2 separate regions of the Mus musculus genome follow, and region 2 is linked to region 1. Evidence: chromatin loops called from intact Hi-C (ENCODE). Cell type or tissue: left cerebral cortex. All regions are shown on one strand. Links, peaks and the distances in the headings refer to the core of each region. The heading gives the core; the rest is flanking DNA.

Region 1 (15,758 bases), core at 3,195-11,194:
GCATAGTTATGGAGAAATCAATTTTTAATGAAATATAATTGCCATACAAGGTTTGAACCTTTCGAGATAGTAGGAAATGATGCTGACGTATGGTTCCTTTGGGTCTTAAAAGTCTGTGACCACTGGGTCTGATATTATTTCAGATAGTTGAAGAAACCAAAGGCCAGTGTAGAAACAGAGCTCTGGTCTGCAGTGTGTGTGTGTGTGTGTGTGTGTGTGTGTGTGTGTGTGTGTGTACATGTTCATATATATGCATGAAAGTGGGCATGTATGTGCACGTAGGAGGCCAAAGCTCAATCTCAGGTGTCTCCTTCAGTTGTTCGTTGCCCTGTTTGGAGACAAGGTCTCTTCCTTTTTCATGGAATCTCAGCTGGAGGAGTTAGCCGGTGAGCCCCAGGGACCCTCCTCTTTCCCCATCCCTGTCACTAGGACTACAAGGATGTTCCATCCCACTCTTCTCCCTGCTCTTGTCTGTAGACTCTGACACTCACACTTGGAGCTTCATTCCTATACACTCCAAGCATTTCATCAACTGAGCCATCTCTCCAACCCTCCATCTGCTTTATGTTTCGCTGTTGTGTCCGTACTATGAACTAGGTTTTCTGCGGGCATCACTGCTGTCCCTGTGAGTCATTTGCTTGTCTACTCCCTATCCTGATTAGAAGCATTTGCTGCACACAATGGTGTTTTTGCAACCACGTGACTGTGAATGGGCAGGCCCCACCCACCCTGTTCACATCATGTTGACCACCTTCTCCACAGCTAACCTTCAAGATCCCAGGGGCCGCAGAGATGCCTCAGCAGTTGAGCGCCACGGTCGTTCTTTCAGAGTGCTGGAGTTTGGTTCCCAGCACCCACACAGTGGCCCACAACTGTCTGTAACGTCAGTGTCAGGACTTCAGACTCCCTCTTCTGGTCTGCGAGTGAGCGTACAGCGCGCATGATGCGCATGCAGATGACCATAGACACAGAATAAAAATAAATCTTTATTTTCTACCATTTAAGCTCAAGATCCTAAAGGGGGAAAATAACCCTGAGTTCATCTCCTGCTTTGGATGCTTGGATCCGACCACCACCGCGTCCATCCCTGTCCAAATGCTAATGGAGGTGCTAATGAGGTCCTCTGGACAGGCAAAAGAAAAAGAAAGAAAATCAAATAGCCTAATTAATCCATGAATTATAGTCCCTGAAAAGGAAAGTGCTCATATTCCCTATAGAAAGCCAGACGGAGCCTAACGGACTCTCGGGACTGGTCTTGGCTCCTCAAGTGTGCGGTTTGGAGAGCACCTGCTGTTTTTTGATGATTATGGGGCACCGCTTGGCTTCCATTAGGGTGGAGCTCACCAGAGCTCTCTTCCAAGTCTGAGCTGTCTGTTTGCTTATGAAGTGGAAAAACGAGGGCAGAGAGTAACCTCTTTGTATACGGTGAGCTCAATATTAATAGCAAACATTTATTGAGCACTTACTGTGTGCCAGGAACCATCCTAAGCATTTTATTTGCAAGAGATCATTAAATCCTGTGCCATTATTTTTCCCACTTCATGTTTGGGAACCCGAGGCTTCGATGGAGTAGTTAGCCTGTTCTAGATGATATCATAAGTGGCTAAATATGTTATCCAGGACGTTTTAGCTCGTGGTAAATCCACAAGCTGTGTTCTGTAGTGCATAGGCTTAGCTCTGTGATGTTGTGCTATGTGGACCAGAGGGGCTTCCTCGTCCATCCGCAACTTCTGGGGCTGCAGCACAGCCCCTGCATGGAGCACATTAAAGGGATTGGGATTGCTGCTATACAAAGTTAGACTCTGGTGGATCTCATCTCAAAGATGATGGCCAGATCAGAGGTGGGGTTATGGCAAACTGTGAGGTGGACCAGAGCCAGCCAGATGATATGAAAGGTACTCTGAGGCCTCTCTCAGACTATATGAAAGCACAGACGATTTTCAGCCTAGCGGAGAAAGTGCTCCTCTCTCCAGTGAGAACCCAAACAACTACATTAAATAGCTACCAATATACTGAATAGAAAGCAAGTTTAAAAGTGTGAACTCAGAACGTTGGAAACTGGTGGACTGAGTCAGGAAGTCAGGAGGAATTGTGCATGCAGGGAGAACAAATCCAGGCCTGGCTTGTTGTGGTAGATGTGTGAATGAATGTGTGTGTGTGTGATGTGTGAATGAATGTGTGTGTGTGTGTGTGTGTGTGTGTGTGTGTGTGTGTGTGTGTGTGTGTGTGTCTAGAACACTGCAAATAAATGGTTGCAAATCGACAGAGCTTTGGGAGGCGTTCCTGGCAGGATTAGTAGATCGTGAATTGGAAGGAAAGCCTAAATTCACCTCTTCTGCTCTAAGTGTGGGCTAATAATCAGTCAGACCTGCCAAGAGTCTACAGACAGCGGGAAAAACATTGGGTGTGCTGACAATGGTCTCGTCCCGTGGCTAGTAAACTCTAACATACGGAGTAAGATGTCTAGTAAATATTCTGACTCTGATTTAGTCTATCTGGGGTATGGACTAAGATTCTGCCTTTTTGAAAATAGGTTCCCAGGTGTGCTGTTGGTCTATGAGCCAGGCACAGTCTCAGAACTATATAATTATCTCTTTTGGTTTTAACATAGTTTCTGTGAGTTACACATTGGGCAGGCTCTGGGTATTCAGTGTGATTTGCTTGGTCCCAGAGTCAGCGAGGTCAATGTAGTTCTGATTCCTCCAGTGCGCTCCTCTACGGCACATGAGCATCCAAACAGAGAGACTCAGTGTGGGATCTTCCAGAAATGAATCTTGGCACCGGACACAATGGGAGCCCAAGCATGTGGGCTTACAAGGGACTGAAGTCTGGGATCAAATTCACTCTCACTATTTTGCCCAAGACTCTACCTATCCCCTGACCCAGGGCACGGCCATCTCTTCACCGAAGACAAAAAAAAAAAAAAACTCAAAAAACTCTTTACTTTCTTTCTGGAATTTCTATCAGTCAAAAGAACATGCACTCAATTGTCCCCTTTAATTATACTAATGGATTAAAATACCTCCTGGAATGTTCTAGAATATCAGCCCCCACTTAGTACTAAATGGTTAGTCCTCACCAGACCACTCTTGACAGACCAAAACTCTGCTTGGTTGCCCCAGCCTTTGCCTCCTACTGTTTGCTTCTGGTCTCCGTGAGGCCTCCCCACATGCCTAAAGCTCTGTGATGGTTTCTTCCTAGATCTCACATTCTAGTTGGCATGAGAGATGCAAAGAAGTCCCTTGTCAGGTAGCCTCACTTTTCCATATAGCCGTCCATACCCACCCTCTCCCGGTCCTTCAGTCCTCAGTGTCTGAAGGATCCAGTGCTGTCACCAGGTTTGCCATACAGCCTTTGGGGATCATCCCACACTGACACGTCACACTGAGACCCTATCCAACGACACACTGCCTGCGTTTACTTCAGACAGGCAGTTTGGTTAGGTTTCATCTCCTTGACCTCCTTTGGATCTCTTTGACTACACAAAGCAAGCTCCTGTCCATGGCTTATCATTGTATCGCCAGCAATGTGCCTTGCTGAACCAAGAGCTACCAGCAACCAACTGACTGGAATTATTTCCAGTCCAACAGGGCAAAGAGCAAAGAGATTGGGAAAGAACAGGGCAGCAAGGGGACTGAGGAGACAAGAGGTGACACTAGAAGTCTCATGGAAGCAAATGTGGTATAGGGACACCTAGAAGTTATCCAGGTACTTCTCATGTGCCAAATACCAGCTAAGCCATGTGCTCGTTTTATTTTAAGGTAGCCTGATGAAGTAAGTGACCCTGCAATAGTCTCCATTTGACAAAGGTTTGCATAGGAAGATACATAGAGGTCATTTGCCTGTCACTATATATATATATATATATATATATATATATATATATATATATATATATATATATGTATGTATATATATATATATCCATAGTATATACACCAGCGCTATGAATGGGAGCAGAACAGACAATATGCCAATGCATTGGCTAAGGCACACAATGAAATGGCATCCAGGCAGCTTGAGATGTGACTGTGGTAGTGCTGGACAAGGCTGGGAAGGTGGTCTGGGGACAGATGAGGGTCATGTTTTTCCTTCCCAAGAATAAAGAGTACAAAGACACAGAGAAGAAATACTGAGTCATATTTGCACTTAGGAGTATTACTGATGTGCTGTCTCTGGCCTGGCCCTGGGGCTGATCTCGAATAGGGAGTGAGGTTGCCAGCCAGTGCCCCTGGACAGCTCTGTGGGCCCAGGAACTCACTGCAAAGGCACACTCTGGAGAATAAAACTGCTGGTGATGCCCAGAGTGGACCAAATAAAAGTCAAATACCACATTCAGTCCTCCAGTGGTGTTTTTGCTATTAAATTAAGTCTGGAAAAAATATAATTGTCTTTGGATTTGATTTGAGAGATTTGGGGGTGTTGAATACTCAGAGAAGGGAGCAAGGCTATTTCTTGAAAGATTCTTTGACTCGCTCCCTCTGACAGATGACAGCAGATCACAGTGGAGGCATGCAGTCTTTAAAGAGATCCACCCCTCACCCTGGCACAACCATCCCAGAAAAATAGAGGGGGAGGGGAAGCTCTGTCCTAGGTTCCAGTATTTTATTGCTACATTCCTTGGATGGCCCCGTCTGTTTACCTTCAGCTGAGTTTAGACTTGGTGTTCTCTGTGGCCGCTGGCATCAGCCACAGAATTCTTTCATGTCTATTACTTTATTAAGGAATGTAAAAGCCACATACAGACCGACCTGGGGGCACAACACTAAGAGACACAAATAAGCCTGAATTTGCTCACAAAGAGCCTAAGGGAGGTTTCACACCGCCTTCTCCCAGATGGACTGCAAGTCCCCCGGTGACCACAAGGGGGCACTCTTAACACTTGCTCCTCAGCCCAATTAATAGTACCATTTTGAAGAATGTATAGAGCAGAAACAGCACTGAGCTTTAAGACTGGTCCTGATGCAAGCTGGGTGGGTAAAAGAGTTCACTCTCCTTATGAAGGATCCATACTTCTTTTTTAAAGTTTCACTGATTAGAAACGGAGTCTCAAAATTAGGTTAAGTGCACAAATAAGTCCTTTGTACAGTGTCTTGACTCATCGGTCATAAATGTCCCAAAGAGAGCTATTATTTGTGCATCTACTCTGAGTTCTTTCTGCTTCTTAAATAAGCACTGGGGCTAGGTTGGGCCTAACTTACAGCACAAGGGTGTAGGTGTAGAATGAGTCTCTACAGTGGATGTTATCTCATGAGATGAGCAATGACTGGTGTTTTTTCGACCATTTGTTTTCACCATATGGTGTAGACGTGGGAAAGGGGCAGGATGGTGAACCATTGACATCTAGTACATAGAGGAAGGGCAGGATTTGAACCTATATTCGTGCAGCCTTCCCATCAAACAAGAGAACACAATTCAGGACCTAGTTTTCACAATGGAAAGATGTTCTCATTATGGAGAGAATCACACATCAGCCAAACTGAGGAAGCCCCGTCCTTTCTTCAGAACCTACATGCTGACAGATTGGGGAGTCATGTAATGCTTGATTAGTCCTTGGGCCATGTGGTCCTTCAAGAAGCGCTTCAGACTCAGTATCTTTAGTCCATTTTTATATCACTGGCAAAACCATGTAAAACTAGATATTCATTCCAAAGCTGGCTAGGCATAGCTAATATTTGCACATAGGCCATATGCCCCACAGTGGCAGCAAAGGTTCGGAGAAGTGTTGCAGTAAAGAGCCTTATGCCACTTAACTTAATCTGGGTATTCTGATATTCTCATATAACCACAAAAACCTATGGGGCTAGCATCCATGATGCCCCCTGGAAGCTGTTCAGGAGAAAACATGGAAAGTCTTGAAGCTGCAGAGAAGGGATAGCCTCGACGGATCGAGGGAACAGGGCAGACTATTTAAAGCACAACTATTGGTCCCATGGTCACAGGTATTGGGATAAAAACTGAAGTTGCCTTAGTGGTCTGTCTCAACTATTTTTAGAGCTGTGTATGTGTGCCTGTGTTTGTATAGACTACGTATAAATATATATAGCTTAGCTGTGAGGTTAGATGCTGGGTGGGGTGGGGCGCGGGAGAAGGAGGGATCTTCCTTTCTATACAGATGTGATCGGTATCCTGTGGGACAAGGGGAAGGTCTGTGAGTTTAGGGGATTTTTGCTACCTTCCATTGCTGCCAGACTCTCCATGATGCCAGAACCACGTGTATGCTTGGTGGAAACACCTGGGCTCCTTATTTCTATGACACCCCACCCTTTGGAGATGTTTCCCCATCACCTACCTCCCTGAATTAGGTTCCCTCAACCCATCCCCTCTTCTCAACCTGCTTCATCACCCAAAACACTCCCCTCACCATCATTACTATCCATATGCTGGATTCACTTAGACCTTTCTGTGCGATGAATTAAATAACTCAGGGGAAAATTAGTGATGTCTTTTCAACATTCTAATTTAGTTCTACATTCTCAGAGCATGTTTGAAACTCTCTAAAGACACCCTATTTTTGAGAAAACTACAATTACGTGTATTTTTTAATTGTTGAAAAAAAACTGTGTGGGAGCTGTTTTGAAATCCTTGAAATGAAACGCAAGATTATTTTCTGAGCTAGAACTTGAATCTGCGGCTTTCTTTTTAATTGTCACATCTAGGGTGATTTTTAAGTAAATAAGAGCACAAGGTTCATATTATTTTAAATGTATATTGTATTTGTCTTCTCAGCGCTGTGGTTTTTCGGCCTGTGAATGGCATCACAGTATGTAGACAGCCCGTTAAGCAGCCTGTTTGGGTAAGGAAACCCTTAGACCAGTACAATGGTGCATTGCTCCGTGTGTCCCTTCTAATATGGTTAGAATTCTACAACCTAAATGATCATTTGTTGAACAAATTCATGCTTTTATTAGTCAAAATACAGAGAAAACAGAGAGTCCCTGTTTCAAGATATTTGCTAATGCATGGTTAATTATCACATATAGCTTACTATAATTCATTTTACAGGGGAGACCTCCTGCAGGTAACATACTAACAGTTTATGAACCAAAATAACCTTGCTATAGATTAGAGCTGTTGCGGGGCCTCTCAGACAGCCGATGCTTCTAGCCCCTCTCACTTCACATTGCTAATTCGAACAAGGCTTTATTTTTGTATTTGTCAGCAGCAATACTGTAGGGTGGTTGTTAAACTTCTCCCAGGCCTAATTAGAGCAGCAATGCTCGCATTCATAAACGAAGCTCGTGTCTTGCTCCGGGAGGCGGTGAGCAGGGCTGTTACGGTAGCTTCCTGGCAGCCCGTCGCTGGCAGTTTTAAGGTAGCTAGTGGCCGAGATATTAAGTAACTGTTGAAATTCATTGACTCCACCACGGCTAATGTGTCTAGATGACAACAAGTTTACACGGTTCTTTTATAGTTACAGCAAATGGGTCCATTTAAATAGTTATTAGGTGATTATGGTGATGTGAAATGGAAAAAAAAAAGGCAAAGTGCAGTGTCTCAAGTCTGACTTTTTAAAAAAAAAAACTGTTTATGTGGGGTCCCAGTCTTCCTGTCACTCAAAATGGCTGCATCTTTCCCTTATAAATATTTATACTTGATCGGCAGTGATGAATGCTAATTTATTTGCGTCTTGTTTCTTTATTGACTTCTCAGTGGGCCCAGGTTAGGTTAGCTAGGAAAGGTTTTTGCAAGCTCCATGAGTTGCAGGATATTTTGATCGGCCAACCGAGGGGCGTTTTGATGAGTTGAAGGAGTGTTCTCTTCACTGGAACTGAGGCGTCCTTTTTGCTCTTGGACATGCAAAACCTGGGAGAGTCTTCAGGCCGCTGATGTTTAGCGGAGCCCAAGTGCAGGCTTTGGCAAGCAGGATTGCCTCTGAAGGACTGCTTTTCTGTAGAGCAGTTTGTCAAGTCGTCTTGGATTGAACAGTGGAAGGCTGATCCGAGTGTTTGGCAGAGTTCTAAACTATTTTTTTTTCCTCTTGGTATTCTATGAGCCACTTGAAAGACTACATTTTCACAAATGCCAAAGGACATTTATATCAAAGGGAGTGGAGTATCTGAGACGAAAGGAGACGTGCAAGCAAACCAATCTCTGTCTCTGTCCTTCAAATGCTAAACCTGTGTGATACGGGAGAACCTAAGAAATCTATATACAGGGACTGTCAAGACTCATGGGCAGTGGTCTTGGGAGATGGCTTGGTGTTTTTAAGGCATAAGGACCTGAGCTTGATTCCCAGAAGCAGGATACAAAGCCAAGCATGGCAGCACGAGTGCTGAAGGAGCAGATGCTAGCCAGCCAGTCTAGCCTAATTGGTGATCTCCAGGCCAGTGAGAGACCCTGTCTCACTAGAGATGGATGCCATTCCTGAGGATGATCTTAAAATTGTCCTCTGGCTTTCACACGTAGCGACACCTACTGTGATGGTTTGTATATTCTTGGGCCAGGGAGTGGCACCATTTGGAGGTGTGGCCTTGTTGGAATAGGTGTGACCTGGTTGGAGTAGGTGTGTCACTGGGAGTGTGGGCTTAAGACCCTCACGCCAGTTGCCTGGAAGTCAGTCTTCCACTAGTAGCCTTTGGATGAAGACATAGAACTCTCAGCTCCTCCTGCAGCATGCCTGCCTGGATACTGCCATGCTCCCACCTTGATGATAATGGACTGAACCTCTGGACCTGTAAGCTAGCCCCAATTAAATGTTTTTTATAAGACTTGCCTTGGTCATGGTGTCTGTTCACAGAAGTAAAACCCTAGCTAAGACACCTATGTACATAAACACACACATATGCACACACAAATGGCAATAGAACTTGGCACTGGAATACTTTGGCTGGGGAGCCTAGATTAGCGATTCCCTGATTCACCACCCACATGGATAGTTTTTAGTTTCTTCTCTAGATCTTGAGAGTGACTGCCCCTGTTTAACCTTGACGTGTCTTAAGTATAGAATGTGTGACCTTTTGTGATAGCCTGTTACTCCATGTGAGATACTCAGAAGACCTTCAAAAGAACTTTGTATAGAACATATGACCCAGAAGGTCTCTGAAACTACCAGAGATGCTTCAGCTGAGAAAATAAATCTGTGTGTAGTATATGCATGTCAGCATACATATGTGCACAGATATGGCATGTGGAGGCCAGGGGAAGGCTGCAAATAACTTCTCCTACTGCTCTGTACCTTAGTCCCCGGAGGCAAGGTCTCTCACCAAACCTGGAGGTTGCTGTTTTCTGGCATGTTTGTTTGTTTGTTTGTTTGTCTGTTTGTTTGGTCCTGGTCCTGGCTAAGGTGGTGCTCACCAAACCGCTGCTATCCTCCCCGTCTCTGTCCTCAGAGTCAGGGGTGAGACAAGCACAGCCACACTTGGCTTTTATGTGTGTTCTGGGAATCTGAACTCGGGTCCTAATCCTTTCCAAGCAAGTCTTCGTACCCACCCGGGTATCTCCTGACTCTACATTTCTATCTTTCACTACAAAATACACTAGATTCTCATGAGAGCTTGACTGGTGACAAGTGTCTTCAACCATGGATCAGCTACGAGGGTATTCATCCCCAGATTTCAGAACTGCTGCAACTGTGTGGTCAGTCACATCCCACAGCCAGGACTGACTGGGGCAAGAATTAACACCAGTGGTGATTGTACAGAGACTATAGGAAGAGGCTTACGTTACTATGGAGAAAATCCTGTGCTGAATCTTTGACCATATGTAGATTCCTCTGATGATTAGAATAACCCTAAGTCTACAAATGTATATTCTAACTTTGACAATCTCCTGAGATAGTCCCAGAGAAAAAATATTATGCCCATAGATTCCTTAAAATCCAAAATCCATGGTTTGTCACCGAATTCCCACTACATCTATGAGTGATCTGTGACAGATAGCTTGTCTTTTTGTTTTTGTTTTGTTTTGTTTTATGTTTGGTTGGGTTTTTTTTAGTTCAGCTCTTCTGAGCTATGAAGAGAGTAGGCAGAGGTGGGTCCTTCCATGCAGACAAAACCCCCATCATGGTCCTGTTTTGTGGCTCAGGTTTAGTCTCCTCATTTGATGAACAAAGAAACAAAACTAAAACATCTCTGGGACTTTCTGGGGACTTCATGGAGGGATGTCACCAACCCCACAGCAAAAAGAGGAAGGGCTGGTCAGCTCAGCATTGCTCATCTGTAAATTCCTACATGGTTTCCATTCTCAGGGTGTACTTTTCTAAGGAGGTAGACAACATTCTAGTGACTGTTTTAATATGTTCAGAAGAGATGTAAGATAGTCAAACTACTTATATTCTCTTTGTAACTTTCCCGTTGTCCGCAGCAGCAAGTTCTCTCTGAGGCATACAATTGATACACTGATGGAGTTCCATAAATCTTGGAGAAAAGTCCTATGGGCTTTTGGCGTTCTGTGACACAGGATGCGTTACAAACAAAGGAATTTAGCTCTGGCTATTTTGAAGACTTGGGAGATCAGAAACCACATGCCAGCAGAAGGATTGTCTACTGAGGACCCTTGACTGGGTTTAGCTGCTGACTTCTTCCTGTTGTGTGTTGTAGTGAAAGAGGCTGACAGGAGCTCTGTGGTCCCTTTTATAGGGGCACCAGTGCCATTTGTGAGGTGTCACTGTTAGTTATGCAGTCACCTCCCAAACATTCTAATCCAAATACCATCGCCATGGAAATTCCCCTTTCTCCTCACAGTGTACATTCATTGTACAAAGGAAGAGTTTCCTGATGCCATTCCCATCCTTGGATACCGTGTGCTTTGGCCAGGAGTCCACTTCAGTTATCCTCTCCATTCCCCGCCTCCTACTGTCTCCTGCTTTTGAAGAGAAAATGTGGTGTGCGTATTTCTGAGTCTGACTTTTTCCACTTAATGTGGTGATGACCAGTTCCATACATTTCCCTGAAAGTTATACAATGTGACTCCTCTTTGTAGATGAGTGAAAAGTCCTTTGTGTATATATGCCATGTTTCCATCCATCCGCAGATTCAGTAACTTGCCTATTGTGAATTGTGCTGCAGTGGATGTGGATGTGAATGGATCTCTGTAATTTGCTCATTGAGTGCATAGATTGTGGGTACATAGATTGTGTGTGGGGGGACACACATCATAGAGGGTCATGAGAATGTCAATTCTGTTTTCTTTTAAATTATTATGCTGGTAATTCTATTTCAAAATGAAAGGCTACCAGAAAAAGAATTCTTTGAGCTTCCCAGGAAGGTGAATTCTCCATTTCATGAGTTGCAAAAGTAAGCAGAGAAATATCAACCTCTCTGTCCTGTCATTAAGTCTGTGCATCCTGGAGGTGGCTGAACAATTCCTTCCGGGTGAAAAACTAGCAAATGATCTTTCTGTGAGTGTACAGGCTTCCAGATCTCTACATGGTGACAGATAATTGCTGACTACCCTTGCTTGATTGTGTGCTGTGACCTCCAAAGTAAACTAACCCTACATTTAAATTAAAATCAACTTCAGCATGGGCGAGTTCAAGCAAAAACAGTGAAGTTCTCAATGCCACTCATGTGTTTTTCTTTGTTCTGCTCTACTGGGAAAAAAAAAACAAAAAGCATGACAGATTCAAAATGAAATAGTCATGAACATTTGTCCTTAGCTTTGGTGCTATTTGGGCTGGGTATACATGGAGGGGGGAGGGGAGTGCGCGCACACATGGGTATGTGTGATCTGTGTTTCCTCCATACACTCACTGAATTCAGCCTCTCTGGTCTATGTAGCCTGGCTATTCTTTTCTGCTTCATCTACCAGACTCCTTGAGGCCATACCCATCAGTGCATTCTGCTTTTAACTCTCAAGCCATGTCAGCACAGATTCCACTGGACACAGGGAACTACTATTGCAGGCCAGTCAGCACAGCCGTCTGACACAGCCAGCTGCATGGAATCCCCACAGATTTATTCTACCATTATTTACCCCCCCAAAGAGTACCCCTCATTAAGTTCTCAATACCCTACTATGGACATCAATCACATAGTAGGTCATAGCCTATTATTTTGATTCCTACCATGCACCCTTTTAAGTTTGGTTGCTTTCCTATGGCAGCTCATAGGACTGAAGGAAATGTCTTTCCTTTGGTTGGTTTATGGATGGAGAATGCAATAAAGAATACAAATGGGCAACTAAGCGGCCTGATGGAAGAGCTGAGCATAGTTGAAGTGGGGGAAGGTTCCAAAGATGGGAAACTCTGTGCCCATCTATATGGACTTGGGGTATGTTGTGTCCATATAGACAGACATCTTCATTAGCCTAGATCTCCAAGTCCATAGTTCTAATGATGATTTTTTTATATAGTCATTATCCATTCTTACCTGCGTGTCCACCATCATGCCCCCTCTGTCTGGACAATGAAGACTACTGCTGAAAGCATCAAGCTTCCATCATGGTTCGTTCTTTCTCATGACCTGAGCCCATTCGGAAGCACAGTCAAGAGTCACCTCACTAGGACACATGATGATTTCCCTCCAGGAAACCAAGGATTCAGGAGCTCTGTGTAGGGAGTGGGATCAAAACCAAAAATCAGAATAAAAGAGTCTCCCAGTCTCCTGACCATGTCAGAAATGACAAGGGTTTTGAGAACTCTGGGTCATCTGGGAGGCCTGTTCTTTCATGGGGGGAGAGAGAGAAGAGAATATGGATATGAGGGAGAGGGAGGTGTGGCAAGGAGTGGAGAGAGACGAAACTGCATTCAGGATATATTGTATGAGAGAAGAATAAATAAAATTAAAAAAAAAACCCTGGATCATTAATCAGATGTAATGCGTATATTTTCAAATCGTTTCACAGTGCAAGGAATGAATGGAAGACAGAGAGCTAACCAACTAATTAATTAAAGGCAATACAACTGTCCAAACCTATTAATTTATAGTTTTGAGAAGATATTACATTCTACTGCTCTCTATTTTCTACCCTTGAATAAAGCACTCAGGAAACATTGATCCTTCTCACTCCTTTTCAATAATACATTGTTCGTCTGGAGCAGAAGTTGGTTTTATTGTTTTGTCTTCTGGTGTGTTGCTCTGAAGGACTCCAGGGGAAAAGCTGTAAACTGTAAGAGGAAAAAGGTGGATTCCCTTACTGTCTTTCATTAAGGGAAGAAAGAGACAGAAATCATAGAGTGGACAGCCAGGATTATGTTCTTGGGGGAAAACAGCTCATACAGGCTCTGGGCTTATTCATGCTAGCCTCGGATGTCAAACAAGTTTTAAATGCAAAACTTTGAATATAGAATTCCATACTACTACTGTTTGTACTGTGTGTGTGTGTGTGTGTGTGTGTGTGTGTGTGTGTGCCTGTGTGCGTGCGTGCATATGTGTGTGTGTGTGTGTGTGTGTGTATGTGTACACGCACTCTCGTGCTCATGCATACGTTGGTGTCCCTTTGCTATTCTTCACAAACAAAGCAAGAAACAGAGGACTATTTCCTGCCCCAATTTAACAGATCAGAAAATAAGCTTCAGAGTTTGAATAAATCACTCCAATGTGCACAATGCTGGATGTCCAGACGTGACAATCATGATTATTACAAAGCTTTCCAATATCTTAGTACCAGCTATTTAAAAACAACATAGGTAGACTCAGAAATATATTCAGAAAAATGTATTCAGAGAAAATGAATGGACAGGTACGTATTTGAGTCAGCAGGGCTTGGGAGCAAGTGTTTCTTGCAGCCTTGGTGTGTTTTCCTTGTTCTTAGGGTTAGGATGGTGACTCAACTGGTTAGAATTTTCCAACCTTCAGAATCCATTTTAAGCTTCTTTTTCTCTAGGTTTTTTATTAAGATTCCTGTTCCTTCTACATTTATGCTTCAGTGGTTAGGAAAGAAAGAAAGAAAGAAAGAAAGAAAGAAAGAAAGAAAGAAAGAAAGAAAGAAAGAAAGAAAGAAAGGAAGGAAGGAAGGAAGGAAGGAAGGAAGGAAGGAAGGAAGGAAGGAAGGAAGGAAGGAAGGAAGAAAGAAAGAAAGAAAGAAAGAAGAAAGAAAGAAAGAAAGAAAGAAAGAAAGAAAGAAAGAAAGAAAGAAAGAAAGAAAGAAAGAAAGAAAGAAAGAAAGAAAGAAAGAAAAAGGGAGGGAGGGAGGGAGGGAGGGAGGGAGACAAGGAAGGATGGAGGGAGGGAAGAAAAACCGAGGACTCTTTTTCTTAATCCAGTTTATAGAAAAGGAAGATAAAAGAGTAGAAGAATCAGAAGTAGGTAGCTAAGACAACATGCAAAGCTGTAACTGGAAATAGAGTCAAAAGTCATGTGCATGATATAAAAAGAGAAGATCAACTCTACCACCGAGATTCTTGCAATGGAGCTATTGATGAAAAGGCACATCCTGGGCTAAGGATATGGCTCAGTGGAAGAGTACCTTCCTAGAGTACATGAAGTCCTAGGCTTAATCCTCTGTACCACAAACAGTGACATAAAATTCTGTCATAGCAAGAGATTTGTAAAGAGCATCAGGTAGGACAGGTCTGGGCACATTCTCAGAGGAACTAGAACGTGGGCAACAGTCTGAACTGTACACTAAGAGATACCCAAGGAGGCAAAGCCTAGAAAACACATGGAGGATGAACGGCGGCGACTTCCCAGAAAGATCCCCTGCCCTGCCATCCACTGTCTCTCACAGGAGAGGACATGAGTGTGCTGGGTAGAAATGTGCAGAGAGATGCCGAAGGTGCAGTGACTCTTGCATCACCACTCCTAGCTCAAGGGCTTGAACTTGGAAATGAAGGGAATTATAGGCAATGGCTGCAGAAGGTCGAGACTGTGGTCTTTGATATCAGAACAAAAAGCTCTTGCTCAGGACTGGGTATACATTTCTAAAGACTAGAAAGAATGTATTGTAAAAACAAAATTCTGATAGGATCGATAGGGTGAAAGCAGGGTTTTTGCCCAGAGGAGGAGAATGAATGTATCCAAACAGGTGGTAGAACAAATATATGGAAGATGTCATATTGCCATGACAGGACACATAGTTAGGACAGAGATTTTTAAAACTTCATACATGATAGCAAATGAAGTTTAGACACCAAACACAAAGAGTAAATTCGATGAGTGGTTTAATTTGAGATGATAACAAAGAAAGACATAGATGGTCTCTTAGCTATTTCTGAATTCCCACAAGTAAGCCTATGGCTGGAATAGACAGCCAATGAAACACTAAAGAGGTGGAGGTAGATCAGTCAGCACATCACTTGCCCCATAGTCATGAGGGCCTGAGTTCTAGATATAGTACTCCCTCCCACAATAAGCAAGCCAAGCTGGTGATACACATTTGTAATCCCAGCGCTGGGGAAGAGGAAACAGAAAGGTTCCCAGGGCTCACGAGCAACTGTGGCAGCCGACTTAGTAAGCAGTGCCACCCAACTTAAGAAGCATGTCATAATGACACTGGAGGTTGTCCTCTGGCCTCCACATGAATGTGCACAACTGTGTACATGCTTCTGAACACACACTCACTTGTCCATAGAAGATGCATGTACATCAGAGTTTATGGCTATAGGGAGCCTTGGAAGAAAAAGATTAAAAAGTATATCAATTCAATCGAATATGTGTGGCCAGAAGTCTGGCTCTGCTCAAGTCACTGAGGCTAAGAGTCCTGTTGCTCTTATAAAGTAAAGCCATAGGAGAAGTCCTAAGACCCTTACTCTGTGACCTCCCACAGCTGTGGTCATACACGTGTTCATGATATTTATTCTAAAAATAGCCACTGTACACTGGAGATGAAAATACACAGACGAAGTGGGCGTGCTCATTCACAGGCCGTACACAAAA
Region 2 (15,758 bases), core at 4,342-12,341, 300 kb after region 1:
CTATCAGTCTACCCACTCCCAGTAAAAGCTCCCTCTGCCTTGAGGACTTTATATCTTTCCGACCTGTCTGACAATTCTCTAGGGAAGAAAAGAAGTGACGGGACGGGGCCCAAACTTTCAGAAATTTCAACTATGGTTTGGCATGTAGTCAGTTACTTCGTTAGTCTTGGTATAGTTGCCCCGTCTTGGTAATGTGTCTCAACTTTATAACTAACCCTAATAGCAGGCCTCTCGTTCATCTATTGTAATAAACTGAATTGCGTGCAACATGAAAACAAAGACAAAGAAGAAATACACAATAAGAAGAAAAGACTCCAAACTTCCTTAGGTGTCAAGGAATGCAAACCAGCTTCTCAAAGTCTTTTGAAGTATAGATTTGCTTAAGGAAAACAAATGTGGGCCCTTTGAAATTTGGTATCTACAGTGGTGAGACTTTAGTGACTACGCTGTCTCACAGGATTGCAGGAGTACTACTGATGACAGTGTGGAGAAGACAGAGGAAGGAGGTGGAAGAGACGTGGTAGTCTCTGAGTACTCTCTGACCCCTCATACTCCTTCCTTCCCCTTAGCAATTGCACCTGGACTTTAAGTCTGCCCCCTGGTGGTCATTTCAAAAATCGACATTTGGTATCCTCTAGAGTCTTTTTTTCCAGAGGACTGTAAGGCTCATGGGTGACTAGACTGCACAATGGTCATTTTCATCTGTTTCTGGATTTGTATCATAAAGTCTTGGTCACCATCTTTTAGTAATTATATCAACAGACTTTTCCCTTTCCAAGGACCAAGATTCACTAGTATAAAAGACCATTGCCAGCCTTCATCCCGCAAGTTCCAGCCATCTCCATCCTCAGAGCCCATGCTGACTAGTTCATGGCAGTGGGAATCTTATGGAGAATTTTCTAATTCTGTTCCATACCCCCATTATAGCAAGGCCGTACTTTAGGGTCTGTGTATATTGTGCTAGTCATAAGCCTCCCATCTAATCATGTATCAAAACGGAACTCAATCCCAAAGCTCTCAAGGATTTCCATGATTTGTGAAGCTAAAAGTATGCCCATATTGCAATAGAACTTAAGTATGATCTCTCTCTCTCTCTCTTTCTTATTGGAACAAATGATAGATTTTTCCATAGTCTTGTCCAGTATGAGGCTTGAAATGAAACAGATCTCTTAAAAACAGAAACATTTCTAAGAGGGCAGCGAGAGAGCGCTTAGAGTTGGTTGATTGGCTTGTTTGTTTGTCTTGCTTTAAAAAAAAAAAAACCAACCTCCTCCAACACAGCCAGTTTGGTTTTCTGACCCAGAGACTGGGCCTGGGCTGTGATGAATCTTTGGTGAGAGTCTTCTTCCACCATGAAGAGGAGGGCTTTCCTTCCTAGCCTGTTCTTGAGAGCCATTTACAGTTCCCTGCAGAGCCACAAGGAGAAATTGGGCCAACTGAACGTATTGAGAGTCTTGTGCAAATTACCTGTGGAAGCAACTTTGCCCGAGAGGCATTTACCTTGATCTTTTCAAACCCCTTTTGAAGAGTGGCTTTTGGGGACCAGCCAGATGTCCCTTCCTCCCACCACCGTTCTTTCCCCTTCCCTTCTGCTTGACATTTGGGAAAGTTCATTAGGAAGAACTATAGAGCATGCAGAATGGAGACACAGGTGACTGGTTTGGGAGGAGGGAAGGAGGCAGTGATGTGTGTCCCCTGGTTCCTTTTATTGGAATTGTCTGGTGTTCCTGTTTGTGATTCTCTTCAAGCTTTTGGAAAGGGAACGAAAACCAAAATAGTCCCCATGATTACAACAGGCCAGGGCTGAAATGTGCCGTGTGGTTTGTTGCCTGAGTTGGATCAGAGTCCTGTGGTTAGCCAACTGTGGAATTAACCAGTAGATGCCCCTGTGGTAAAAACGTAGGCTCTTAGAACTTACAGAGGATCCACAGAGACAGGAAAATAAGGAGTCAGGAAGCGACTATGAACACCTGAAAGCTTCAGTCTCAAAAGCTGATTCATCAAAGCCTGACCTATTGTTCAGAGGGGCAGGTGCTTGGATAGGTGAACCCAGCTGAAATCAGCAGACGTCCATTTGAACTCCATTTAGGTAGCAAAAGGTTCAGGTTCCATAAATAGTATTTTTAACCACCCAGAACTGGCCGATTCAGGTTCTGGACATACACAGCAAGAAAGTTCTGAGCTGTCTTCTGAACTTTTCTTATATTTCTAATTTTAACTTGACTCAACATACAGAGAGGAGTGGGAGTGGATCCAAAAGCTTTCTGGCTCTGAGTCTATGGAAAGTGTGGATCATAATGCTGACTGCCCCATGCAATTGTTCTTCTACGAGCTCCAGATGGCAGTGGCGGCTCTCCTGAAGCAGATCAATATACCTCGACACCAGGTACTGGGCTTTACCATTTTATCTCCTTTTTATGGTTCATGGAAACTGAGTTGTATCATAAAACTTACTCAAGAGGCATATATACGTATGTATGTTTATTGTCATTTATTTAAATACCACTCTGCCTGTACACGCATGTTTTGAATTTAATGCCTCCAGCTAGAGCCGGGCTATGCTCTGGCTCCCTTTCTCTTGTTCCTCCATATCAACCTCTTATGAATTTTCCAGACCCCACTCACAGGGTACTCTGGCTAAGCAAGAAAGACCCTCTTGTCTACCCTGAAAGATACTCAAGATTCAGCTTCAGGTCATCATGAAATGCAAGAATCTATACATATATGCGTACATAACCAAACAACAGTATAGTTAATATACAAATATTTTAAGGGCAAGAGAATAATCATGGAATTTAAAACAATTGCACATTGATTTCATGTTGTCTGTTATTAACAAAATCATTATCTAAATGAAAATAGGCACATCTCTATAAGTCAGAACTTCAAAGGAGACTGTTGGCAGTTGGCATATGAAGGGTAAAAATGGTTTAGGCTCTGTCTAGCGACAAGCTGAAGTCAGGGATGGGTTTGTCTGCTCTTTGCCTTGTTTTGTCTCCTTTCACCATCCCTGCCCCTCATGACACATCATGAACACAGAGCAGGAGAAAACCAAGTGTATCCTGCATGAGGAAGCTCATGACAGCACTGGCCTGGTCTCTCTTCAGAAAAGAAAGAGCTACACACTGGCCACACAAAGGCAATAAGTCAGAAATTCCAAAAAGTGTCCAACTCTCAGGATTTTGCTGATTTTTAAGTCTAAACGTCACAGCCAGTCCAAACCTGCCAACACTGATATGGACTAAGTCGTCGGAGATGTTAAAGACACTTGGGGAACCACTGGATTATTCCAGGGGTGGCTCTGTTCTCACAATGAGAAAAAGTAAGAACACAGCGGCTCTCCTTGTGACAGTAGGCACTATTAAAGGGTTTCTTGGATTTAGCGGGTTTGAGGCAGCTCGTATTTCATTGGTGACTCGGACTGCATATACATGTTGGGAGAAGGCCGCTTAACTGCATAACAGTGCATACAACATTTTTTTTTATACTTGTAAATTTTTCTCAGTCCTTGGCCAGAAACTACATATTTTCCCCCTTAACCAACTTAAATTGAAACTAGTGGATTTTTAATTCAATCCATTTTTTGTTGCTTCATGTAATTATATTCATCATTTTGAAAAGCCCCAGAATGCAATCATTTTCTGCTTTTATAAGAAGCATAAATGTTGTTTTCAGAGTTTATGTGGAACATTACTGCCTTAAATCTTGATTTTATATAGCATTATTAAATGGGCTGAACCCTAATATTTATGTTGTATAAAAATTCCAAGCTTGAAGTTGTGTAATTTTGTTAGATGTTTTATGCCGGTTTGGTGTTGTTTATGTAAGTGCCATGTTGTAACTCTCCTATTTTTCCTCTGCGCGTGTCCCTCTGCAGGCAAGGAACTTCCGCCTCTACACACAGGAGGTGTTGGAAATTGGTCACAATGTGTCCTTTCTTCTCTTGCTCCCTGCCTCAGACGACGTCTGTACAGCCCCAGGACAGAATAATCCTTACACCCCGCACTCAGGGTTTCTTAACCTCCCTCTTCAGATGTTTGAACTCGGTATAGTAGCTTGTTTCACCTAGAAATATTAACCCAGCCTCCTTATAATAAAATCACAAAGTGATATCTGTTCCCCCTTGTCCCAGTGGAGGGTCAGTAAATCACATGATGGCTTTGGCAACAACCCTTCCTAGAACTGTGTACAAGTGTGAGCAAGAGTGAGGCTCCGGGACTAGACTGAGTAGTGTCTACTGAAACCTAGCTAAGACCCAGTGGAGAGGAAGGGATTCTAAACTGAAAGTTATCAGGCTTGCTCTCTGCCTTCTCTCTCTCTCGAGTTCTAGAACATGAGTGCAAGAATGATACGATCATGAGGATGGTTCCCTCCTCCCACCTCCCTCCCCACTCTCTCTCTCTCTGTCTCTGTCTCTCTGTCTCTTTCTCTCTCTCTCCCTACCCCTACCCCCACAGTCAGCTAGGAAAACATAACAATGAAATTAATAGAGAGAGTTTATATCACTTATGAGCAAAAAAAAGTAATCTTGATTTATTAAATAAACGGGTTGATATTAACTAGACTCTAAATAGCCTAGACAATTTGAGGAGTGGATAAGATCTCCCAGGATGCAATGCTGTGATCTTAACATGAGGGCTCTGGATGGTGAAGATCTTGCCCTGGCCTTCAGAATGAAGAGCCTGGCTGCAGTTTCTGCAGAGACCCCTGTTGCCCACTGAGAATGTGAACACGGAGGGTTTGTCTCCTTTCCGTGCTTCACCTTGTAACAGACCAGTAAGAGGCAACTAGCCAGGGCTCCCTCAATTTAAATAAATCCTGCAGTTTGGGGGAGGTTAAGTGAGTGGGTGGACAGGATGGAGGCAGACCCTTTTTGAGGGCTCCTAGGCCTAGATTTAGAACTACACAAGGTGATTGCCTGAAACTTCGCTTTGAAATCTACTCATCTGAATCCAGATTTATCTCTTCAGAATACATTGCTTAAGCCACTTAGTTGCCCTTGCTCCAAGTAGTTTGGACACCCAGAGGGTGATGAACGGCAACTGCTATCTTCCAGAGGCAAGAGACCTCCTAAGAGAAGCTAAAAGCAGACTTGCAGACAAAGATTAGACAGGGCTGGGTCCCCTACAGTATGACACTGGCTCTCATTGAACTTTCCACACCTTTTCTATGTCACAGGATTAATAACAGTGACCATGCCATCCCCCAAAGCCCCAGGGTGGCTATTCAGTACATTCCCTAGGGTATATTTGAAGTAGTTGTTTAAGGATGGGCAGGTTACTAAACATAGATAAAAAGAAAGGTTTTCTTGTGAGGGGGAAACAAACTAGCAAAGATATGAGAGCACAGTAGTCAGGATGATTTGGGGAAAGAGGTCCAGTTTGGCTAGATCAGAGCCATCAGGCATGGAGAGGACATTCAGCTGGACCGAAAGAAGGGGCCATGCTTCCTTGCTCAAAAGGTTGTGTAACCTGAATGTGAAGTAAGAGCCAAAACCTTCAGAGATGAGTCTAAAAGTCTAGCAGTAGGATGAAAGCTTGTGACAAAAAGAGAAAAATGTAGGTGTGAGAAACACTGAGTGTAGTCAAGAGTGAGCAACTGTTTCTATCTATCTATCTATCTATCTATCTATCTATCTATCTATCTATCTACCTATCTATCTATCTACCTATCTATCTATGTATCTATCTATCTACATCCCAAATGCTGTTCCCCTTTCAGGCCCCCCTCACACAGTTCCTCCCCACCTCTGCCTCTAAGACAGAAGCTTCCCCCCCCATATTTTCTCACCTTAGGGCATCAATAAGAGTGAAGGTCTATTAACAGGAGTGAAAGAAACATTGGGAGATTGTCTCTGAGGTCACATTGGCAGGACAAGTGAAAAAAAACTTAAGCAGGGTCTACAAGTAGCTGCTGAAACCAAGAGAACAAGTGATTCCCACAGGATAGATAAAGGAAAAGAGAGAGAGAGAGAAAAAAAAGACTTCATTGTGGAGCTAGCCTGGATCATACCGTTTCTCTAATTAATTATAGGTGTGTGTGTGTGTGTGTGTGTGTGTGTGTGAGAGAGAGAGAGAGAGAGAGAGAGAGAGAGAGAGATTTGTCTCACCATGCCTCAGTGACACCGTGGAACAATCAATGATTTGGGATCAATTATGACAGTGTATATTATGACAGTATATGCCTGCTAGGATCCTGTGAGTCACAGACATTTGAAGGCGTCCTATGGATCCCGCAAGGGTAGTGTAGTATACTTGGCCGGCCACCCTTCATCATGCCGCTCTCTGGGCCTCTCCACACTGCAGCTGGTGAGGCCCCGATAAATCAGCCGCTCCCCATGGAGTGCACGTCCTAGTGGGGGAGACAAATGAGCAACCGAAGGGCAGATAACACAAACGAAAGTCAGAGATGTAAGGGCTGGGAGCAAAAGCAAGCCACAGGGCCGCCGCTCTCTGTAGGATGACCTGGGGAGACCTCTATGAAGACCTTACATTTGGGCAGAGACCTGACATTTCCAGATGACAGGGAAAACAAGTGCAGAGGCCTTAGAGTAATAGTGTGTGGGGGCAAGAGAGCAGTGTATATAGTGTGGAATAGGAAAGAGCAACAAAGACAGGAGAGGAAGTCACAGTGGGAGAAGCTGGATCCTTCAGCACACAGAGACTCTGACTGGAAATGAGGTGTATTGATTATGTGTATTAACATGAAACTCAGTGGATAGTTTTGAGCAATATAGTGTTAAAAGCTCTGCAAGATGCACTATAAGCGCGCGCGCGCGCACACACACACAAGAAAGAAAGCTTGACTTTGTCTAACCCAGAATTTTCTGAAATCATCTGACCAGAACTGGAAACATTTTTGGCATGGCATCTATTTAAAAAAAATATCCACAAAACACATACTTAGGGCTACAATGCCCTAGAATAATGTTCCTCGAAGTTTACTGTTCATAAGAATCACCTGGAGAGCTTGTTAAAACATAGCTTTCTGGAGCCCAGACCCATCGATGCTGGGTCAGGAGGCTGAGAGAGAGCTGGAAAATACACTTTTCTAATAAGCTCTCGGGGAATCACGACGCCACAAATCCATGGGCCATAGTTTAAGTGGTTCTTCCTAGGACCCAGGGATAAATACATAAATATAGACTTAGAAATATGACCAGCAGAGTAATATAGTCGTATCCAACTGTGTCTTCCACTTTGATCTGTCTTACCTACTTTTGTTGTTAAAAGCAACTGTAAGACCATACACACTAGCCTTAATCTATGAAAAATAGACCATAGATCAAAGCCTGTGTCTCACAGTTCCTCATTTTAAGGCTGCCTTTTTTTCCCCCCGAAAGACAAACTGATTCTCCGTTGTCCCTCCCTTCTGGCTACATCATGGGTTATCTAACTGACTAATGAGCATCATGTAATTTCCGGAAAAGGCCACGTGGTTGGGCTTTGTTTCATTGGCACATCCAATTCCATCAGTGTCTTTGTTTTTTTTTTTTTTTTTTTAAGGACCACAGAGCAGTGTTGCCAGTGCATAGAAACTGATACACTGTCCAGATCAAAGTTCCTTGTGTCAGAAACAAGTTTTAAAATATTGCAGGCTTTTAGTAAGGATCACGGCAAACCCCACCTTATCCTTAAATGACCAGAACTTTCTCTTCTCCTCCACTGGGCATCAGCCCACTAAGAAATTAATGACAACTTCCATAGAATCTCTTAAGCCTTTGCTATAATGGACCAGCCCCCTCTGAAGAAGATGCTAAGGAAAACGTTTTTAACGAGGGCCTTGTGCTCTAGCTCCTTCCATAAGTGGTAAAGATACCCTGAGCATGTCTGAGAAAGAAAAGAATGTTTTGAGAAATTCAGTCAGAACTAGGAAAAACTTTAATAACAAGGGAATTCTAATGAAATGTGAATAGGTGTGAATTATGGGAATATGTAAATTCTAGTGAAGGGGTGCAGTCTGTTTCAGTCTGACTTGCATAAGTCATCATCATCTACCTCATGGAAAGATTGGAGATTTGGCAACCCAACTTTGCTCCCACCAGTGACCTTTAATGGAATCGTAAATAACTTACTGACCAGCAATGGAAAACTGTATCCCAGCCCGTTCCATCACCAAACAGATGTGGCGAGGGCAAAATGATAAAGAAGATTAGCCTCCTGTCTCCAGGAGTAACGACCAGTAGGACACACCCACAGGAGATCATGACTCTGAAAGAGACTGACAAAAGGTGTCTCAAGCTCTGGACAGGCAGATTAAGACAAAGAGAAACCGTTTCAAAAGGACCCACTCCTATCCACAGCCTTAGGGCTGACACTCCACCACCCCTTTAGGTAAAACAGTACCTTTACAAGACCAGAAAGCCCACGTAAGGAGGCCCTTAGGCATCACTGTGTAAACTGTTCCCAGAAGAAAAGGGAAAACAACGTCACCGGCTCAGACACACCATCCAATGACGTGGCCTCTTGAGGATTTGCCTAGCCTGCACTGAGGAGGTCACCTTGCCCTGACCCTGTGGGCAGTCTCAACGAACAGCAAGCCTACCATGAGAAAAGCTGATTTTTATTGATTTCCTTGGCTCTGGAATTTGTGCTAATTGGACTAAAAGGATAGAATTCTGGAGAATTAAAAAAAAAAAAAACCTTGGCCAAACCCTTCTTCATTCAACACTCATTTGCTGAGCTTCCACTACAGGACAAGCTACTGTACTGGGTGGACCTGCAGACATTCAGGACACACAGGCTATATACCCAAACCTCAGAATCTCAGAATCTACAGAGAGAAGAGGCATTTCTATCAGCAATCTTAGCACACGAAAGCCCTACTGTAAGACAGAAGCCCTTGAATTTTGGAACGACACCCAGATCTTCCTTCAGAGGGAATATTTTAACTGGACCACGGGGGAATAAATCAAAATTCAGAAAATGAAAGGTGAAGCTGGAGAGGGGAACCAGTTTAAGCCAAGGGAACAGCACACACAAAGGATACGCCGATTAGGTCTGCCCTTCGTAGCACAATGTATGCTTAGCACCTCCAGGGAAGCTAGAAGGTCAGACTCTTGTCATTCATTCCAAGGAGGTGATATTACATCCTATGGACAAGAAAGGATGGTGAAAAGGTTTTAAGGAAAGGGATGCTACGGGCCTAATGAATTTCAGCAGTTCTAGGGAGGACAGAAGACAGAAAAGTGGGGTACTGGTGCTGTGACTAGAGGCGATGAGACCATTAAGATACTGTGACACTGGTGCAGGTGGCCAATGGTAAGACCTCAGAAGCAAGGCTGGCACAGTGGGGCTTTAAGGGGTAGAAAGAAAGGCAAAGGGATTCGGGAGTTAAAAATGTTTGCAACTCGGTGATTGATTTGATGCAGCTGAGGGGCAAGATGGAGGAGCCAGAGAGTCGGAATGGGGTCTGAGATGGATAGCATTGCCATCTACCAAAGCAGGAAACACGAGGGGAGGAAGACGTTGGGGGAGGGGAGGAGGATGAGCTCAGTTTGACAAATGATGAGTCCTGAGGTACTCGTGCGATGTCTAGGCAATGAGCTTAATGGAATCCAGACCCCAGTCTTGAAGGAAACGGCCCAGCATCAACCTTTCTTCGTAATCCCCATTTTTCCTGATCTACGATACAAATCCTGTATTCCAGATGTCGGTCCATTCACTGCCAGGACTCCGTGGCTCTAGCACCTTGGGCCTAGATGCTTTCTGGCACCCTGGCAAAGACTTGTGGCACTAGACTTATCTTGTTTATTCTGTGGCTCTCAAACGAGGTCATCATTTTCAGACAGACTGGGGGTTTGCAGAGATGGGCATTCTTAGACTATTCTAACCCCAGTGGGCTAATATTTGAACTATTAAATGTTTCGTTCTTCCTGGGAATCAAAGGCATAGGAGAAGAGAGTTAGAACAAACTAATTCTGGAATGTTCCGTATGTATGTTGGGTACTGTACTAACACTGTGCTGGTTCCTCTAAGAGAGCCCTTCTTAGCCCAGGTTTAGGGATAAGACCGAGTCCCTTGGTGATCACCTCTCACACACTAGTAGCAAACAGCACAGCTGTTTGGTATTTAATCCATTCACTTTCTACTCGACTGTCCTATGAGCGCTCAGAGCATCTGTACTCTAGTCTGTCACTGCGTTCTACAGTGGGGAGATAGAAAAGAAATACCATCACAGAGAATCGGTCTTAGTTTGTGTGTTACTCACAAATCATGTAGTCCCAATAATGACATTATCATCACCTCATACCAGTTTGTCTGCAAAATGCATGTGATTCACATTTAAAAAAAAAAATTAGAAGCTTCCAGTCTCTCCTCCCTTCCTCGGGGATGGCTACCAAATGTATCATTGCTAAACCACAAAAGACTATGTTAGAGTAACATTTGTCAAAGTGACATTCAAGGCGGTGGACAGAAACCGCTGGAGCAGGGGAAGCGCTGCAGCTCAAACATACTCGTAACTCACTTGTGGAGCGTGGCATGGATGGCACTGGGTGGTGTGGGCATGGGAGACCACCCACTGAGCCACAGCTCCTACCACAAAACGCAAGAGAAAACTGGATTCCCTGGCCTTTGAGACAAAACTGAATATCCCAGTCTTCAAGAATTCAGATGGAACGGATACTGCTTCTTTCAAAAGTATCACTTGGTTTCTTCACAGTCAACTTTCTTCTTGCTCTTGCTCTTCTTCTTCTTCTTCTTCTTCTTCTTCTTCTTCTTCTTCTTCTTCTTCTTCTTCTTCTTCTTCTTCTTCCTCTTCCTCCTCCTCCTCTTCTTCTCTTCTTCTTCTTCTTCCTCTTCCTTCTCCTCCTCCTCTCCTCCTCCTCCTCCTCCTCCTCCTCCTCCTCTTCTTCTTCTTCTTCTTCTTCTTCTTCTTCTTCTTCTTCTTCTTCTTCTTCTTCTTCTTCTTCTTCTTTCTTTTATGGTTTTTCTCAAGACAGGGTTTCTGTGTAGCCCTGGCTGTCCTGGAACTCACTCTGCAAAACAAGCTGGCCTCAAATCCAGAGATCCACCTGCCTCTGCCCCTCCCCCAAAACCCAAGCGTACTGAAATTGAAGGTGTGTCCCACCACCGCCCAGTCATCTTTCATATTTTAGAAAGAAAAAAAAGTCTACTTTTGTTGTCATTTACAAGTTTATTTTGGAAACAGAGGCCATGAGACTCTTCACTCTAGCCAAGGGAGGACATGTGTCAAGTGCTAGCTGTATAATGAAAGATACAACTAAGGATTCGCATTCAACCCTAGACCGTAAGAGTTTCCTTATTGGGGGAAAGACGTTTGGATTTTCATCCTAAAGAAGGATCTCTGTAGAGTTTTAAGTGAGGAAATTCCCTGGGAATGCCACTGTTTGGGCAAAGGCTATGAGCTTTACCATTCGCTGGCAGAGCATGCGATCAACTCTTCTCTGTGAGCTCTACAGAGTATAGGAAGGCTAGGAAGGAAGGAGCAGGTAACAAAATAATCAAGCCCAGGTTTGAAGATAGGCCAAGTGAGGGAAACATAGCCTGGAGAGAGTAAGACACAGCTCCAGTGAAGCTAGAGAACTGAAGCCCTCACTCTCGCCTCTTTCTATCCCATGGGAGCAAAGGCAGTGTGGGTCACCCTTCCACTGACCTAAAATTTCTCATAAAAGGATATCAAGCAAGGAAGCAGACAAGGACATAAGATACGCAGAAATATCTCACTTGCAAAGGAGCAAGATTTCCTCACTAGTGGAGATGAACAGATATCCCATTCTGAGGTGTGATGGTTTAGCTTCCCCAGGTGGCTGGGCATTAGGTACCAGAATCTATAGCAAAGCGAGGCATAGGTAGTAAACTGGGTGGTCTTAGTACAATTTCTCACCCAAGAAGACACAGCAAAAATATTCTAACATCCATGAGCTTACAAAGATCCTGTTTTCAAAGGCTGGAAAGTGAATGTCTGACATACACAAAATAAATGAGAAATAGTCTCCAGCTTTGATGAAGGGTCAAGAAGACCCTCGAACCACACTGTCCTATGCCAGGCTGCTGTCCCACCACATTGGAAGCCTAGGTCATAGTGTGTAGTCAGAGCTGCCCAGAGGGTAGAAAAACTTGCCATATGCCTTTCCTAAAAAGGAGCAAAGATGAACAGGCAGCTTAGATTCTCCCCTGTGGCCTCTGTCCCAGTGTATTTGAGAAATGAAGGCCAAATCTACAGACAAAAAAGGGGGAGAGAGGCAGGGGTTCGATCAAGAATTTGAACCCACTATCCTTCCAAAGTTGCAAAAGGAAAGCAGGCAGAAAAGGATTAAAATCCAAACACAATTACGGGAAATTTCTAGTTAGACATGAGACAACCTAAGAAAAGCATGTCTCATCATCTAGGCAGAGAAAGCAAGATACTTGGTTGAAAATCAAATCTAGGTTACAAGTTGCTACTTGATTTTGTTTTTGTTTTGTCTTTAAAGTGTTTTTCCAAGTTGGGGTGTGTGTGTGTATGTGTGTGTGTGTGTGTGTGTGTGTGTGTGTGTGTGTGTGTGTGTGTGTAGCCCTACAAACAATAATGTATATTTAGCAATTCAGTACTTCTGAAACTTGTATCATTGATCAATTTTGTAAACATCACATACTATATTTATATAAACCTAGATGGCTATGATATCACTAAGTGACATAGTCTTATTGGGCCACCCCTACATGTGCAGACATCATTGAAACATCATTACGTGGCACAAGACTATGTATGAAAAAGCCCCCAACTTCAGGAAAAAGTCCACCTAAACTGCAGCTTGAGCCAACCCACTTCCCCATAGCTTACGAGGAGTTGGTAACCTAAAAGGGGACACTGTCTGACTAAAGCCAGACAACTGGCCCCTTAAGAGCACATTTATAATTTATTTATGGCTTAATATTTTCCACTGATAGGGTTAATAAATCATGTTTCCATTCGACTGGTTTTCTGTGCTGTATGAATTTCTCTATTTTGATACCAGATCTTAACATGTTTTATTTTGCTTGTCCATTTTCCAGTTCATTTTTGCAGCTACAGAGAGAAATTTATTAGTCTGTATTGCCGCCTTTCTGCTGTTGTGGAGCTGGACTCTCTGAATACCCAACAGTCCCTGAGGGAGGCAATCTCAGACAGCGAGGTCGCAGCTGCCAAACAACGGCACCAGCAAGTGCTGGACTTTATTCAGGTAAAGCTGCCGTTCCCCGAGGGTAATGCTCTTAATGTTCACTTGTGGCTAGTAGGAAAGATGCCGTGGGAAGGTCGTGATGGCATTCAAGCTGGGCTCATGGAACGGGCTAGACTACATACACCGTGCGGAAACAGAGTTCAGCAGCCAAAGAGAAAATAATAAACAGACGAGGCAGGCAGGCAGGCAGGAAGATGAGATTTGGAGAATGATAAGATGTCCAGGTTGGTGGGGGCATAAATTGAACATGGGGTAGCCAGACCAGACTGGGAAACTGGACAAGATTGGATGATAACAATAACCAAAGGCCACAATTAAAAAAAATCACAATTTCTCACAGCTCTACTGGACCATATTGGAGCAAGGAGGTCATACCCCTCATGGGTACTGTTATAGTCATACTGATGGTTCACTATAAGAAGTCTGTGTGCTTCTGCTCACTGAATAGTCTGCCTGGTCCATTTAATGAGGGGACTAAAGGTCCAGCCAGACCAGAAGCTCCAACAACTATCCAAATAAGAAGTAAAAAGAACGCAATTTGAGGAAACATTGTGAACTTGGGGCTTGATAGGTAAGTCACTTGGGCTTGAGTAGAGTACTTACCTGGGAGAATGAGGCCCAGAGGAGCCACACTGAAAAGTGTTCATCAGGCATGCCACGTAATCCCAGGGGGTGGGGCATGCTTTGTAAACCCTGTGCTCAGGGAGGCTGGGGTATGATAACCTCTGGCACTCACTGGCCCAGCCCAGCCTAGGATGAGAGACCCTGTGTTGAAAGCAGAGTGGACAAAGCTTCTGAGGAATAGCCCTGAAGGTTGTCCCCTAACTTCTACACACATATATGCATACATACATAAATATTCACATGTACACACACACACACACACACACACACACACACACACGTTCCCCATTTACTACTCATTTATGAAAAATAGTCACAATAACACACACTTTAATGTGTGTTACACATTAACACACTTTAACGATGGACACACTTTAACTCCAGCACTCAGGAGACAGAAGTAGGCTGAGCTCTGAAAATTCAAGGCAAGTCTGATCTACATAGAGAATTATAAGCTATCCAGGGTTACATAGCATGACTCTGTCACCAAGAAAAGAAAAGGGGGAGGGGTGTGTGATAATTGTCCTATGTTTTAATATTATTTTAGTGTTACAGAAATAACTTAGTAAGCTAATGCCCATGAAGTGCCTGGCGCATACCAACTAATCAATAAGTTGTATATTCATTTATCAATAAGAAGACAAGGCCAAGCATGGTAAGACATGCCTCAGGAAGTAGACACAGGCGGATCAAAAGTTCAAGGTCATCCTTAGCTACATAGTGAACTTGGGGCAGGGAAACATCAGACAAAGTCTCAAAACCAAACAATGAAAGGCTAGAAGTAAAAGTCCTTTGAAACATAAAAACGAGAGGAATAAATGTTTGGTAATGTTTGGAAAGAAATTGTCACTAAGCAAAAGAATTACCCTATTTCCCTCATCTGTAAATGAGAATGACCCTCGGACCAAAGAAGTACCTGTTCGCTTCTCCACTTGAGGTTGTAGAATTTAGAATCTTAAAACATTCAGTCCATTAATTTCATTTCCAAATAAAGAACAGATGTTGACAGCGGAAACAACATAGGAAAAAGGGGGGATACAAGATGAGGATAACACTGAAGAGTGTGTAAGAGTGTGTGTGTGTGTGTGTGTGTGTGTGTGTGTGTGTGTGTGTGTGTGTGTGTGTGATATGTGCACATGAGTATGTAGGTGTGTGCACCTGTATATACTCAGAGGTCAGAGAGTTGGAGGGATGTCGAGTGTTCTACACACCCTCTTTAGACAGGGTCTCTCACTGAGCCTGGAGCTTGTCGTTTCTCAGCCACACTAGCAGCCAGCAAATCTCAGCAATCTTCCTGTTTCTGCAAACCCTTCCTCCTCACCCGACTCAGCACTGAAGTTACCTGAGAGTGCCCGTGACCACGCCCAGCATTTTATGTGGGAACCGGGATCCGAACTCAGGTCTCTGTGCTTGCACAGCAAATGCTCCTATCCACTGAACTGTCTCTCCAACCCCCTCCTCATCTTTTGAGTCCAGTGCCATGGTGAATCCAGGCATGTTGACACACACGTGTAAATCCATAGAGAGGCTGAGACAGGGGGACTGAGAGTTCAAGGCTAGCCTGGGCTACACGAGGAGCTCAAGGCGGGTCTGGGACACATAGAGAGACACTGTCTCAGTAATAAAGAGTCCTGAAGTCAAGAAACACACCTTTTAGTTCTAATTTGTCTCAGAGCAGATGACGTTTTGTTTGATCTGGAGATGGGCGGCAGGGCTTGCTTCTCATATCTGCAATGGAAGGTCTGGACTGGAGAAATTCTCTGGTCCTAGTCAACTCTAGCATTACTTTTATGACCCACAACAAGAAACATTGTAAAGAAACACTTTACTAACCATGCTTTGGATTGTGTTTCTGCCTTATTCCCCCATAAGCTTCTCCAAATCTCATTCATCTGATGAGGACATCTTGTGCCCTCCCAGAATCCATGACTGCATCCTCCTCGATTCCTGGCCACTCTCCGTGCTCCCC

Evidence for each region. Hi-C counts contacts between places; a loop is a spot of excess contacts. Peaks named below come from ENCODE experiments on the same cell type or tissue, not always from the same donor. Only the 100,000 strongest peaks of a DNase experiment are listed, where the experiment ranks them.
Region 2: a loop joins it to region 1, with 12 times the contacts of the local background. A loop is called at or near these places in 12 of 42 quality-filtered maps.

The regions. Positions count from the first base shown.
Region 1 is chr11:89,710,147-89,725,904 of GRCm38, reverse strand. It overlaps a transcript of Ankfn1 not described here. Among named protein-coding and RNA genes, the nearest start is that of Ankfn1, 21 kb to the right of the region's middle. In left cerebral cortex, for the core only: a CTCF peak has its summit at 4,859 (motif pointing right); DNase peaks (open chromatin) are centred at 4,857 and 7,223.
Region 2 is chr11:89,409,397-89,425,154 of GRCm38, reverse strand. Ankfn1 (ankyrin-repeat and fibronectin type III domain containing 1) reads left to right here. Exons shown (of 20, transcript NM_001327810.1): 16 at 2,236-2,386; 17 at 3,878-4,046; 18 at 12,999-13,165. Among named protein-coding and RNA genes, the nearest start is that of Gm42088, 45 kb to the right of the region's middle. In left cerebral cortex, for the core only: no CTCF peak of the experiment used is centred there; no DNase peak of the experiment used is centred there.